Linked DNA regions of Mus musculus: region 1 is linked to region 2. Evidence: chromatin loops called from intact Hi-C (ENCODE). Cell type or tissue: left cerebral cortex. All regions are shown on one strand.

The links. A loop is a pair of places that touch in the nucleus more often than their neighbours do. Peaks named below come from ENCODE experiments on the same cell type or tissue, not always from the same donor. Only the 100,000 strongest peaks of a DNase experiment are listed, where the experiment ranks them.
Region 1: it touches region 2 in a loop (5-fold over the local background); 2 of 42 quality-filtered maps call a loop at or near these places.

The regions. Positions count from the first base shown.
Region 1 is chr8:49,824,582-49,832,581 of GRCm38, reverse strand. No RefSeq gene overlaps it. Among named protein-coding and RNA genes, the nearest start is that of 4930555F03Rik, 460 kb to the right of the region's middle. In left cerebral cortex, a CTCF peak has its summit at 3,020 (motif pointing right); DNase peaks (open chromatin) are centred at 3,031 and 6,125.
Region 2 is chr8:48,019,512-48,027,511 of GRCm38, reverse strand. No RefSeq gene overlaps it. Among named protein-coding and RNA genes, the nearest start is that of Gm32052, 14 kb to the right of the region's middle. In left cerebral cortex, a CTCF peak has its summit at 4,116 (motif pointing left); DNase peaks (open chromatin) are centred at 3,754 and 4,057.

The sequences.
Region 1 (8,000 bases), 1.8 Mb before region 2:
ATTAATGATACCAAAATCATAGTGCGTTGAATGAACCTAATTTATTCACCCTATTACCTTCTCTCTTGCAGGGATAATTTAAAGTCAATAGTAGTTCCATTTAAAACCTGTGAATTTTCAAATCTTCTAATTTAATTATGAAATCGAAAGAGATGTCAAATCACTGAGTGTATATTTGTACAAAGTAAATACTATGCATGAGACCTGGGTAATAAATGGCATATCTCCCTAGTATTTCTAATTAATTTCCTTCTCACATTGTAATTCTTTTATTCTCAAATTGTACCATGGTGACTTTCAGGTTTCCAGGAAACAGTGTCTGATGGATCATGTATATATTTTTTTCCACCTCAGCTCTCACAGCTAGAAAGTCCAGGCTGTTCTGTTGTAAACTTTTATTGGCAGGAGTTCATAATTCAGCTGTAAAATTTCATGCTGGGCTGCAATTCAGTGCACAAGCCCTATGCCCTGAAGAGCTTATGTTTCTACAAAAACAATTGTAAAAAAAAAATCTATTTTTTTTCTCTTTTAGGTGAACCAGAAAATAGTATAGTAAGAAACTCTATCCTTTAAAAAAAAAAGTTCTAAAAATAAAAGGTGCTAGATAAAATGATCTCCCTGACACTGGGACATAACCCCTCACTCATAAAAAATAACTATTATATGATAGCAATGGAAAATTTATACTTGTAACAAGTATAGCTTGCTCTCTGGTACTCAGAGTGCAAGAAATGTCACTTGCTTTATTTTTCTAAGATAGATTAAATCCAGTGTGAAGTCACCATCACCAAGGTTGACAAGAAGTCTAATAACAGTCAATTTAGAATGCCCTTTCTCCACCCTCAGGCGTTAGTAGAAATCCTAGGCTTATGGAATCCAGAAGAAGAGTAGAGTGCACATAGCTAAGTATGTGGCAGCTGTGGATTCTTAATCAGGAGGCAGGAGGCAGGAGGCAGGATTCATCGCATGGTTACTGTTATCCCTATCAGCACCACCAAACTCAAGAAGAAACCTTTGAGAAGCTAGTGTGCTGGCTAGTCTTAAGTCAACTTGACAGACACACCAGTCTTATCTGAAAGGAGGAGATCTTAATTGAAAAAAAAAATCTCCATCAGATCCAGCTGTAGAGCATTTTCTTAACTAGTTATTGATTGAAGAGAGCCCAGCCCATTGTATGGGGTTCTGTCCCTGAGCTGGTGGTCCTGGGCTGAGCAAGCCAGTAAGCAGCACCTTTCCATAGCAACTACATCAGTTCCTGCATCCAGGTTCCTGCCATGTTTGAGTTCTTGTCCTGATGTCTTTCAATGATGAACAGTGCTGTGGAAGTATAAGTGCAATAAACCCTTTAGTTTTCAACTTGCTTTTTGGTCATGGTGTTTTGTCAGAGCAATAAAAACCTTAACTAAGATGCCTACCTAGTACACAACGCTGATGAGGTATTGAGTTGGCCAAGGACATGAACACTCCTGCACATAGCTATATAGCCTTCACATGTTCCTTCTTGAATACGATTCTCTGCTTTATTAACTAGTTTCTAACCCACCAACTAGTTTCTAACCCACCAGAGACCTAAATTGCTTCTCATGGATGCCTATGTTTAGAATACTCAAGTTCCTTCTGAATACTTCTAATTCTGAACCCAGTAACCACTGTTTATATTCACTGTCTCAGTCGTACATAAGAAGGTCAGCTAATAAGAAGAAGGTGAAAAAAAAAAAAAACTCCTTAGTCTTCCTACTTATTCAACTTTAAAAGGAAGGAGTCCCCAACTTCATTTGTGGGTGTAGTAAAACCTTCCTTTTCTCCCTGTCTTGAAACATCCAAGATATAAGTCTCTGCATCTCTTTGCACTTGCCTGTCAACTTGGCACATTCCCTTCTCTGTTGGAATTCAATACCACTTTGTAAGCAGAACAGACCTAAAGATAATGTTGTTGTTCTTGAGTTGGAACTTAAAAACTTCAGATATTTCTCATAGCTTCATTAGCCAGTGTCCCTTTCAATTGACCTACTCTGTCTTTGGTGAGCTACAGCTGACTCAAAGTGCCCTTCAGGAACTGAGAGGTGAGACTCAGCAGAGACACTAATTAGCATTAATTTTTCAGACTGAATCTTTGATTTCTGCTCTATGCAAAGTGACACGTTATAGTGGGCAGCCAGCATACCCCTATACTAAAGCCTAAATGAAGTAAAGAAGAGAGCTCTGGGTGGAGAGGTGTCCAACTGCCAGGCAGAGTAAATTATCAAGCGTGGAAATATTCGATTGTACCAAACTGTTAGCCTCTCTTAATACAACATTTCATCATTTGATCTTCATGTCTTCTATCTATAAATGTATTTTAGTCAAATAGGTATCCAGAATGATAGGAGAGGGAGAAGGTTGGAGACAGGAATGAATGATGTCTGCTGACTCCTTCACAATGTATCAATATCCTCCTTGGATTTGAATGGTTTCCATTAGTCTTTAGGTTCCTCTTTGGATTGACTCACAAAGCATATCTGGAAATGGCTGGGGAAGGTCCAGAGAAGCCAGTGTGCGACCTCTCCCAGCAGCTCATTTTATCTTTGCCCATTCAGAATTTGAGGAGCTGGGGCATATGTTTATCCACTCAGGATTTTGCAATATTGTGTGGCAGTTCCCTGAAAACTACTAGCCCTCTTATTGATGCTTTCTTTAGAATAAACTCCTCTTCCCTGGATCTGTAAGGTTGAAAGGTGAAAGCACATGATGAGTTATATCTTGAGTTTGCAAAACTGTCTGGACTAAAAAGGAACAAAGAGAAAATAAGACCATTCTAATCACAAAAAAAAGGGAAAAAGATAAAATGTGTTGATTTCACACTACCAAGTTGAGAGAATCTTGATGTAGATGATAAAGGATCTTTTAAAGATGTATATCACACTAATGAGTTCAAACTTATTTTAATATACACTTCCCTGTGAATAAGCCTTCTGGTAGTGAAAATGTCCCACTATGAGTCTTTCCCTATGTGAGATTCAACACTAGGCAATCTACCATTTTCCCACCAGGTGGAGCTCATGCAGCAACTTTGAGACAGCCAGCTCCTAAGAGTAAAAATCACAGAACTGAAAATATTACTGTCAAACAGATGTTCTTGTCTTTGATGCTGCATCGAAGTTAAGGTAGGAATGATGAGGTCGGAAAGGCTAATAAATTTATTATGTGTTGGAAAACTTATTTCTCCTTGCCCATGAGGCAGAAAAGCCATTATTTGTAAAGTATAATGCTTTGTTTGCTGTGGCATCAAATTCCCCTAATCCACCACATAGTTTTGTTATCCTTTGTGTGGTGTGCGTCTTTGGTTATGAGTAAAGAAAAGAGACTACAGTAGTTTCTGTTAGATGACTGCCTAAAAGTTCAGCACATTTAAATAAATCTGCTATGGGAAAAAGATGCACTGGACATCGGTCATCTAACAGTGGCTGAAACATAGAGACAGCATCAATGCTGAAGAGCAAATGATGGGTGAGGATGGCAGAGCCTCTAAACAAAGCAGACAGTTTGACAAAAGTGTTTTCCCCCATGTTGGTCAAATAGATCTGAGCATCTCTGCATCCAGCCTGTATGTCCTGAATCTGTTTTCTATCTCTCTTTATCCCTCACCCAGTCCTCACCATCCTTTCATCTGGTTCTCCCTGCAGTGGAATAGGCTGTTAGTAGACTGAAGTTACAGTACGGAAGCTTGTTGTGCAGATAATGAGGAATGTAAACTCACTCACTTCTCTGCTTAATTAGTATTTACTGAGCTTATACATTTGAATATTCTGAAGTATACTAGCCTCTTCTTCTCACTTTCTCCCTCTTATCTCTTTGTTCAGCCGGTAGTTTCTCAAACTGATTTAATAATGGCCATGCATTCCTCAACCTGAGGCTTTCATTCTTTTTTCCCATCTCCTTGCCCAGCTGGATGGTCTACAAACTTCTTTAGATAAAGTCCATCACAGATAAGGGGTATCAAAAGAGAAGGCTGCATCCTCTGTGGATTATGTTTGTTTGCTTGCTTTGTTTGGCTGTAAGTATTGAACTCAGATCTCATATAACCTTGGCATGCACTCTACCACTAAACTATATGCTTAACACTATACCCTCCTTTTGCTCTTCTTCACCTCCTTCTCCTCTTCCTCTTTCTCCTTCTCCTCTTCTTCCTCCTCCTTCTCTGTTTCTTCCTCTCCACTTTCCTCATCCTCCTCCCTACACCCCAACTCTGGCTCCTTTTCCTTTTCTTTTTGGGGAAGGGGACATATTATGTTTTTGAGACTGGCCTTGGACTCATGTTGTAATCAAGGTAGGTGTTAACATGTGACCCTTTCCAATTCAGTCCCCTGGATAGATAAGATTCCAGGTCTGCACTGCAGGACTCAGTTTTAACATGGATTATCAGTGTGTGTGTGTGGCACCAGAATGTGACGCTCCTCAGCCATTTACTTGACTGCTTTTCCTGGATCAGAAAAAAAGGTTCATGTGCCCGGCCATTAAGTTGGTTTGAGAAATTGAAGACTGAACAAAAAGATAAGAGAGAGGAAATGAAAGGCAGAGAGGCTAACATACTCCAGAATATTCAAATGTATAACCTCAGTAAATACTAAGTAAGCACAGAAATGAGGTCGTTTATATTCCTCATTTTACAAATGAAACAAGTGGGCTGGCAGAGAGTTCAAGCAGTTTATATACAAGTCAAAATGTGTTTACTAATTAAAAACCTCAAATGACTAATATAGATGTCAAGGAAGGCACCAAATTGAATATATTGACTTCTTTGCAAAAGATATCACTTTCTGCTATAGAGGTATTTGGGAAATGGAGTTTGCAACTAAACTGCATATTAGTTCATCAAAGGTATATTGTGAAAAATGGTATTTTGGGTAGATTAGAATTAGTCCTGTGTCCTGGATGGCCTGACAAAAAGCCATACTATTGATGTCTGCAGGCAAAGGTCATTTCCAAAAGCAGGAAGTGACTGGCTAGTCACTCGGGAACCCCTGCCCAGAAGGGTCTCTTTCATGGTTCAGCACTCTGCTGTTATTCTTTTACCGTTCTTAATCCATTTTTAACAGAGGACCCTGTTTTTTCATCTTATACCTGCCTTGCAATGGTGTCCAGCGGATGGTATTTGTCTTTTTTGATCATTACTGGATCAAAACCAGACACATCTTGTTTCCTGAACTGTTTTGTGACCTTTCAAACTGTCCCCAGAAGACATTGCTAGCCTGTTATTTCCTCAAACAGATGAGCTAGGAAGCACCATCTCTGCTCCAGCTAACATTCTTGTTGTGAAGGTAAAGAAAAGGATTCCTTTTCTCACTGGACAAATGCACATTGATATATCACTCTGTATGAGGCACATATCAAGGCCAAGATCCTATTCTAGTATGTTCTATCATGGCTACTTTCAGCCTTCCCTAAAAGAGGGAGGACATTTGTACCTGAATGCCCTAAGTTACTTGTTCTTCTTGTTACAACTTTTTCCCAGGGAAAGACCTATCACAGTCTTTTCCTTCAGCCCTGGGAGTGTCTACTAATCTTTTCTTTGTTCTGCCTGCAATTACTACCAATGGCAGCTCAGGCTGAACTTGGAAAAACGAGAACCCCATGGAAGCTGGCATCCTTGCTCAAGGCTAAAGAATTTCTCCAGTGGGTCCTTGTGGATTTTAAAACATTAAATATGTTCTATATTCTTTGTATATTAAAAAATCAAATCTCTGAAATCTCCTTATGTATTAATTATCTATTTTAGCATAACATGGTGCTCAACACTGAAGAGAGAGTTTTGGTTACAGCTCTGTTTCTGTGGAATCAGTCAAGGATAGTAAAAGTATCCAAATGTGCAGAAAATATGCATACAAGGGCATCAAGGAAAGGTGGCCAAAGAATGTTAGGTCAAAGTGTGTGGCATCATGTCCACCTCAAGATTAAGGATGCTACTGGGGCAGTGAGGAGTGAGGGAGTCTTAAGTGGCTAATGCTTATACTGGATGGTACAGAGAGAAGCTATTAGACCTTTTCCAAATAGTTTTGGAAGATTATGTAGAAGAGGTGGGATTGCATGAGCTATTTGGATGATAGAAGAGAGATAACTTGGCAGTTGGTAAGAGCTAGCATTCCAAGAATATGGCACAATTTGGAAAAGGCTTGTGTAGAATGACTGGGTGATGGAGACATTAAGCCAATTGGCTTGAGCTGAGCTGGGGCTCATTCCAAGGAAGGATTTCAAATTTAATTCAAAACAAAATAATGACTTTCTGAAGCATGATTATGGCAACTGACAATAAATTTCTGAATCCAATCTATGCTACACAAATCAAGAGGGAGCTTAGGGAATTCCTGGGAAAGGAAGTCTCCTGGGTAAGGGGGTGGGGTTATGCCTTAAGAGTGATAAACACCAGCAACTCTCATTGGTAAACAGAGCAAATCCTATACAGACCAGCATGGTGCAAATAGCCAGGGAGAAGAAAATATTTTATCCTTGTTTCATTGATGTAAGGAAAGGAATTATGGACATAGATCTTGGCCTCCTTACTTTCATCTTTGCTGATGTTTTCATGACCACTGACATTCTAAATGGAACCCCTGTGTCTTCAGGAGGACAATACCTGCTCTCCTTGCTACACCTTTAATTGCATACCCCAGTAAGACCCCATGTATTCACTAACTTGGATTTCCAAATTTTCATGATATCTGTTACTTTTACAAAGATCTTTGCTAAATGATGAGAGAATGAATCCAGTTCAAAAGTTAAACAAAAAAGGAATCAAATATCTGTTATAAAGTGGTACTCACACACCAAATGAATGAATCTGGAAAGCATAGAAGAGTTAGAATGGGGGATGTGTCTTAAAGAATATGTAGACTGGATTTTTTTTTTAGGGGAAGAGCAGAGCATTGTGGGAAGGCACTGTCCTCAAAGGGAAAATAAAGTTAAAGGTTAATCATGACATAAGAGCTCATACAGTCCTGGTCAGAGGGTTTTAGAGCACAAGAGAGAGACATTAAGAGGGAAACAAAATAAGGAGGCTGTCGATGTTGTGCAGAAGGACAAAATATTCAGGAAGTACTTTCTGCCCAAAATCATGGAGATTTTAAAAAAAAAAAAAAAAAAAAAAAAAACAAAGTTAACAGTTGAAAACTTCCAGTAAGTTTTTTTCTTTCTCTCACACAATGGTGACTTGCCAGCGCACAGAAGAGGTAAATCACCCACCCTATATGACAATTTTGATAGCACCATCTGAAGAGTCACCAGATCATTTGTCTTAGTGAAAGGCCCTCCGCATATTCTCAAGCTCCGCTACTGGTATGAGAAGAGGATCCTGTGGAAGGGCTCTGCAGTGCATCTTTGGCATGTCCTGCTGCTCTGGCCATCTGCTGTGCCTTACAACGTGGTCTGGCAATTTAAGAGATGGCACAGGCAGCCCCACAATATATCCATATGTTATCCCCCTCCTCGGAGCATGAGAAACACAACAGCCATCTTCAAGACAGCACCAGGAATCCCTACCCACATGACTTCCTTTTTCTCTGGAAGACCAGAGTTTACAACTTAGAAAGTGTGAATTCAAAAAGCTAGTTAATCTGACCAGAAAATCCCTATAGGTGATGAGGTGATGTTAAGTTAGAAGCTAGGCTCAGGGTATAAAAGAGATCCCGATGTTGATAAGAGGGAAAGGGGGGAGTGGGAGGGAAAGAGAGAAGGGAAGGTTGAGGGAGGGAGAGACCCACTCATGTTAGCTTGGTTTATGGAGAACAATTGGTAATATACTAAAGATCCCTGTGAAACTGGGAGTATATTAGGAGTACATTTGCACCCATATACAGGATTTTATAACCTAAAACATTGCTTCTTGAGATAATCCACCAACTATACCTATAGGAAGCTTGGAGGAGATGATAGGGAGTCTTCTAAGAGATACCCCAGAACTCAGCCTCAGAGGCAGCCTTTTTAAAAGAACCCTCAGCAGATTCATGCACACCTCTACACATTTGCAA
Region 2 (8,000 bases):
GAAATAGTGACGTAGGCAATAGCATTTATAGATATCATTCTATGCCTTTTAATCTTAGTTTTAATAGTTGTTATTAATAGTTGATAATAGAAGTAGAGCCATATGGTCAATGCTGGAGTCTGTCAGTGCTAAGGCAGACTTTAAGAGACTTGAAAAGTACAGAGCAAACTTAACAAAGAGTAAGATTCTGGGATAATCTATAACCTTTATCAGGCTTACAAGCACACACCTGTAATCTAAGTCGAGAGTCTGAGCCCAGCCTAGGCCAGTGGTGAGATTCTGTTTTGGTTTGACTGAGATGTTCTCCGCAGGGTTGGGCATTTGAAAGGAAGGTCCCCAGATGATGGCAATATTTAAGGCGTCTCGGGAGAGGTGGGCTTATTGGAGGAAGTACGACACTGGAGGCAGGTTTAGGATTCACACCGTTTCGAGTTCATTCTTTCTGCCTCTCGCTTGCTGTTCAAGATGTGAGCCACAGCTCCCGCTCCAGCGACCCTGCCTGCTGTCACACTTCCTGCCAAAACAGACTCTAACCTCTGGAACCTTTAACCCAAATAAATTCTTTCTTCTATGAGTTGCTTTGGCCATGGTGTTTTATTACACAGTCGAAGAGGAATTAACATAAACTCCATTCAACGAATTAAATAGAAGAAAAATAGAAAACTTACTAACAAGGACAGCTCCTGATCATCAGACTGACAACTCGGTATATGTTCATAAACTTTAATTACTGCTATTAAAAGGGAGCAGCACACATGGTTAGACGATCCTAAAATGTAAAGTGACAGATGTCCACGAATATTAAAATCCTGTAATTATCAGTGCAGTTCATTAATTATCTGTCATTTGCATCTTAAAAAATAGGACCGATACTTATTCCCAAACCTTCAGCCATTTAATGAAGAAGGCCTGTGTGAGGGAAATAAGCTGTAACAAGCTGAGGCCGCTTTCAGGTGATATTTTACTCCAATAATCACGCAATCAGAAGTATTGTGTTGATTTTAACGCACCTTCCTCGTTTGAATACTGCAAACCAAAATTTAATCTGAGCTAAAGTGCACTTAGCTTTCCTTCCCTGTGCATCTGTCCGACTGGACTCAAACTGCCATGTTTCTATCTTTATCTTACATTATCGTCTTTTCTTCTCACCCCATTTCTTCTTCCCTAGAAGCTTTCGTGTTCTCTATTTCCTAAACCTTTGAACTTTTTACAAATTCATTGGCAAGCCAGCCACAATCGTGTGGGCAACAGGCATCTCCTGGTAGTGGCTTCCTGACCCACTCATAGGCTCAGGGGTGTAGAATAGGGAATAAGGTAATTTTGTAATCAGCGCTGTCTCTGCTGGTGGTGAACTTGATACATTTCTATAGGCTCTGCACAAGGAATTAGAAAAATGAGGTTTGCTGGGCATGGTGACGCACGCCTTTAATCCCAGCACTCGGGAGGCAGAGGAGGCAGAGGCAGGTGGATTTCTGAGTTCGAGAACAGCCTGGTCTACAGAGTGAGTTCCGGGACAGCCAGGGCTACACAGAGAAACCCTTTTGGGGGGGGGGGGGGAGAAAAAGAAAAAGAAAAATGAGGCTAGGGCTGGAGAGATGGCTCAGCAGTTAAGAGTCATCTTAACTGACTGCTCTCCTCACTGACTGCTCACCCTAAGGTCCTGAGTTCAAATCCCAGCAATCACATGATGGCTCATAACCATCCATAATGAGATCTAATGCCCTCTTCTGGTGTGCCTGAAGACAGCTACAGTGTACTTATATATAATAAATAAATCTTTGGGCTGAAGCGAGCAGGAGTCCAATTTCCAACAACCACATGATGGCTCACAACCATCTGTACAGCTACAGTGGTACGAATACACATAAATAAATAAATCTTTTTTAAAAATGAAGTTAATTTCAGAGTTACTCTATCACAAATTTAAATAAAGATTTTCATTTGGTGTATTGATATCTATTGGTGATGGCCTCACTCTAGTCAAATCAAGTCTTAAAAGTTCGATTTCTGAAACACTGACCAATTTAAGTATCAAAGAGAATGGGGGAACCCAAATGCACTAAGGTGAATGGTAAATTATTTTCATTTTCCTTAAAATTCCATTGCTGGGGCTACCAAGACTATTCAGCAGATAAAGGTGCTTTCTGCCAAGCCTGGTTGTCAGAGTTCAATCCCTGGGGCCCACTGAAGAGAGTGAACTGTCTGAGCACTGTAGTATATGGACGGACACACACAGGAATGCACGCACACATGCATACATAGTCATAATGAATAAGTAAATGTAAAAGAAAATTTGAAGTAACACTCCATTATTTGAGAAATATATTTACATTATTTTCTAAAATACTTTTCGGTTTTTATATACTTATTAAATTTCTGGTGAGGTGTGGTGATACACACCTTTAATCCAAGCCCTTAGGAAACAGAGGCCAGAGGATCTCTGTGAGTTCAAGGCCAGCCTGATCTATTTAGTGAGTTCCAGGCTAGCCAGAACTACACAGAGATCCTGGGTTTGTTTGCTTGTTTTTATTAATAAGTCGTTTCCTTGAAATTAAAAGGCCTGCTATCACCTTTTTCTTAATTTTTTAAAATATTTGTCCCAGGCTGGAGAGATGGCTCAGCAGTTAAGAGCACTGACTATTCTTCCAGAGGTCCTAAGTTCAATTCCCAGTAACCACATGGTGGCTCACAACCATCTGTAATGGAATCCGATGCCCTCTTCTGGTGTGTCTGAAGAGAGAACTGTGTACTTACATACATAAAATAAATAAATCTTTTAAAAAAATTGTTTCCTGTTTTCTCCAGTGTCGCATCTTATGAAGCATCATTAAGACTTCCTGTATTATTTCAATTATACTTTCACTGAGCATTATACTATAAACGTATAGTATTGCACTAGACATTTCATTTATACTTTCAGTTAGCATCTAGACAAACAGCTCAGTTCAGAAACTGGCACTACAAACTCCTGTCCCTGAAGCTTCCCTCCACATCACCTCAACTTTGCTTCCGACTCTTTTGGTAAAGGAGATAATGAAAGTATCTCCGACTGCAGATGAAAATCCACTCAGCCTGACTTTGAGACTTCTGAAACTCAAAGCTACTGGAAGAAAACATAGTGGGAGAAAGCTTCTGACATCTGGTCTGAGAAAACCTTCGGGAAATAAAAGCGAGGGGGGAGGCAGAGGGGGCAGGGGGGGGGGGGTGGACGGACGAGAATTGCTTCAAACTACAAGTCAAGACAAATAATTACCCAAACGAAGAGACAACCCAGAGACTGGGAAAAGGGAGTCCCAAGCATTTAATAGGGCATTAATGCACAAAGTCTATCAATCTCCAAACAACCCAATATCACAGAAACAACCCAGTTTCAAAATAGGCCCAAGTCTTAACAAACACTCCTCAAAAGAAGGGTATAGATGGCCAAGAAGCTCAGGAGAAGATGCTGAAATCACCAAGCATCAAGAAAATGCAGCTTTAACCGTGATGAGACACCACACCTGCCAGGGTGAAAAAGAAAGACCTGCCAGCAACGACAGAAGGAAACACAACACACTCCTGCCCTGTAGGTAGGAATGTTGGTGAGTATGGCGATTATGGTGAATGGTCCTCAAAAAAGTAGAACTTGAATTATACTACATGGTGCAGACACACACACACACACACACACACACACACACACACACACACACACGCCTGGATCCGTATCCATAGCAACTGAAGTCAGTGGCGGGAGCATGAGCTGCCTTCCCTTTAGTGGTGTAAACCTTAGTCACAATAGCCTAGATATCGAGTCAAATTCCCTGCCGAATGGGTAAAGGACACGCGGTGTACTCACATGGTGAAATGCTATTTGTGATGGTTAATTTTCATTGTCAGCGCGACTGGATTTAGAGTCACCTAGGAGACCCGCTTTGGGGTGTGTTTTTGAGAAAGTTTCTGCAGAACTTTGACTGTGAAGGGAATATACGCCCTACTACCTTACATGTGGGCAGGACTATCCCGTGGACCTGGCTCTCCAACTGAATGAAAGGGAGCCGAGAAAAGGCATTTGTCTTTCTCTGCTTCCTCACTGCAGACGCTCTGTGACCGGCTGCCTCCAGCGCCCCCTACTGCTCCTTCCTGCTTACTGAGACCATCAGCTAAAATTTACCTTCCTTCCTTTTAAATTGCCTGTGTCGGGAATCTTGTCACAGCCCTGGGAAAAGCAACTAAGACATTACTAAAAAGGAATCAAATTCTATTATCTGGGACAACATGGATGAATCTGAGACATTATTGTGCTAAGTGAAATAATCCAGGCATGGAAAGATTAAGACTGCCAAATCTAATTCCTATGTGGAATTTAAATAGAAATTGGGGGGGGGGGGGGCTGGAAAGATGGCTCAGCAGTTTAGGAGCACTGGCTGCTGTTCTTGAGGTCCTGAGTTCAATTCCCAGCAAGCATGTGGTGATTCACAACCTTCTATACTGGAATTTGATGCCCTCTTCTGCCATGCAGGCATACATGCAAGTAGAGCACTCATACACATGAATCAACAAATCTTTTAAAAATGGAAAATGTGAAGAAAAAATCAGAAATTGGGTAGAAGTAGGGAGAATAGTGTTGATCAGTGGGTGTTCAAAAGTACCAGATTTCAACCAGACAAAACAATTGAGTTCTGAGAACCATTGTTGTACATAAAATTAATATAACAAGCAATGATGCATTGTCTGTTTCAAAATAATAGGATAGAATAAAATTTAAATCTATCATCACAGAAATGTTAAATAATTTTGTTAATAAAATGTTAAATAGATTTGTCAATTTAGGTATAAATCACTTTAACCATTCCACATTGTGTGTGTACACACACATATGTATTCATGTCAGTGTACTCCATAAATGTAATACAATTATGACTTTTCTATTAAAACAACTCAATAAAGGCTGGAAAGATGGCTTGGTAGTTCAGAGCACATACTGCTCTTTCAGAGACCTGAGTTCTTACTTAGCATCTGGGTCAGGTGGCTCACAACCACCTGTAACTCCATATCCCAAGGACGTGATGCTCTTGTCTGACCTCCTTGGGCATATGCACAAACCCTCACAGACACAGACACACAGACAAACACATGCCATTTAAAACAAGTCTTTAAAAAATGACTAATTTAACAATAATCAATTTAGTAATTTAACAATAAGAGGTATAACAATAAAATCTGTTGGTATTTTCCTCGTGACTCTGACATGTTACATATACGCCTAAAAATTATGTGTCATCTCTAAGCTTTCTTTCTTCCATTATGTCATATTTGTTAAGTCACTGTCTTAATTAGGGTTTCATTGCTGTGAAGAGACACCATGACCAAGGCAACTCTTATAAAGGACAGCATTGAACTGGGGCTGGCTTACAGTCAGAGGTTTGGTCCATTATTGTCATGGCAACACACAGGCAGCCGTGGAGCTGGAGAAATAGCTGAGAGTTCTGTATATGGGTCAGTAAGCAGCAGAAAGACAGCATGAGCCACTAGCTCTGGCTTGGGCCTCTGAAACCTCAAAGCCCACATCAACACATTTCCTCCGACAAGGCCACACCTTATAATCGTACCACTCCCTGTGAGTTTATGCGGGCTATTCTCACTCAAAACACTACAGTTAATAAAATCTTAACTGTCTATCCTGTATCAGAATTCTAGTTGAGTGTGGTGGTGCACACCTTTAACCTCAGCAGTTGGATCCCTGAGTTCGAGGCCAGCCTGGTCTACAGAGTGAGTTCCAGGACAGCCAGGGCTACACAGAGAAGCTCTGTCCTGAAAAACAAATAAACAAGATTCTAGAGGGATAGAACTAATAGACTTGAGAGAGGGGGCAGGGAACTTACTAGTCTATCATCCAGCTAGTTTGACACTGGCTGTTTACCAACAGAAGGTCCAGCAGTTCAGTAGTTGTTCAGTCCATGAGGCTGGGTGTCTCAGCTGGACTTCAGTATACGCTGAAGTGGGCTCTAATGCCAGGGAAGGAATGCACTTGCCAGTGAGGTTCAGAAGCAACAGGCAAAACCTCAAAATCTTCCTTCCTTCTTCCACGTCAATGGCAGGCAGGTGTGGCCCAGAGCGGTGGATCATCTCACCGCAAAAGCTCTGCATGGAAGTGGGTTTTCCCACTTCAAATTATTTAATCAAGAAAAGTCGCTCACCGGTGTACTGAGCTGCTTGGGTTTTAGTTCATTTCAGATGTGGTCCAGATGTTGACAACCAAAAATAGCCATCACATATAGTAAACTTTTTTTTGGTCAGTTACAAGAAATGACAGGTTCTTTGTTTTTTGGTTTTTTGTTTGGTTTGGTTTTGGGATTTGTTTTTTTTTTTTTGTTTTGTTTTTTGTTTGTTTGTTTGGTTGGTTGGTTTTGGTTTTTTCGAGACAGGGTCTCTCTGTATAGCTCTGGCTGTCCTGGAACTCACTCTGTAGACCAGGCTGGCCTCGAACTCAGAAATCTGCCTGCCTCTGCCTCCCAAGTGCTGGGATTAAAGGAGTGAGCCCACCACACCCGGCAGAAATGACAGGTTTTTGTTTTTTTTTTTAATCTTAAAAAAAAAAAAAAAATCTTCTCTTAAGGTGGGCGTGGTGATCACACCTGTTATTCCAACTTCTGGGGAGGCTGGGACACAAAGATCTTAAGTTTAAGGACACCCACACCTCATAATGAGATGCTGTCTCCAGAAAGAAGAAAGGAGCAGAGAGATGGATCAGTAGAGAAAGTACTGGCTTTGCAAACATGAAGACCGTAATCCAAACCTGAGCACCCATATAAAAACCAGCAACAATGGTGCTTTCTTGTGAAAAATTCTTTCCTTTCTCACACTTTCTGTCCGTGGCTGCAGTTAGTATTTTGTGGCTGTGCTCTTGCCTGCATGCTGCTACAAGACTATATTTTCATGAGTATTGTTCCTTGTTTATCACTGACTTTCTTTTTTTTTTCCTTAAAGATTTATTTATTTATCTTATGTATCCTAATACACCATTGCTCTCTTCAGACACACCAGAAAAAGGCATCGGATCCCATTACAGATGGTTGTGAGCCACCATGTGGTTGCTGGGGATTGAACTCAGGACCTCTGGAAGAGCAGTCAGTCAGTACCCTTAACTGCTGAGCCATCTCTCCAGCCCACCCCCTGATTTTCTTATCCCTGATAATAATTTTTGCCTTTGACTCTTAGGTTTTTCAGTAGTGGCGTGGCCCACAAGTTTTGTTTGTTCATAGTTTCTCTTTTGGTTGTTGTTTCCATCTTTATTTTTAAGATTTTTGTTTGTTTGTTTGTTTGATTACTACATGCTATAAGAACACAGCAAGAACTCTTTTAAACATACAATTCTTAACTGAAAACATATTCACTTATATTTTAGATATTTTATTTTAATTTTTAAAATTTTCTGTGTGGGGCTGGAGGGATGGCTCAATAGTTAAGAGCACTGGCTGCTCTTCCAGAGGCCCTGGGTTCAGTTCTCTACAGTCACACAGTCACAGGGCTACACACAAACATCTGTAACTCCAGTCTGCAGGGAGCTGAGAACTAACTTCCTCTTCTGGCCTCTGAGGGTACCACCCGTGCGCATGCACACACACCCAAGAACCACAAACATGCAAATAACATATATTTTAAAACAGCATTATATATGTGTGTATGCATGTGTGTATGTGTGTATGCATGTGTGTGTGTATGTGTGTATGTGTATATGTGTATGTGTATCCATGTGTGTATGTGTATGTGTGTGCATTTGTGAATGTGTATGTGTGAGTGCATTTGTGTGTGTGTGCATGCATGTGTGTGCATGTGTATAGGTGTATGTGTGTGCATGTATGTGTATATGTGTATGCATGTGTGCATGTGTGTGCATGTATGTGCATGTATGTACATATATGTGTGCATGTGTGTGTATGTGTGTAAGTGTATGTGTGTGTATGTGTATTTGTGACACATGTGAGAACGCAAACACAACTATGAAGGTCAGATAATGA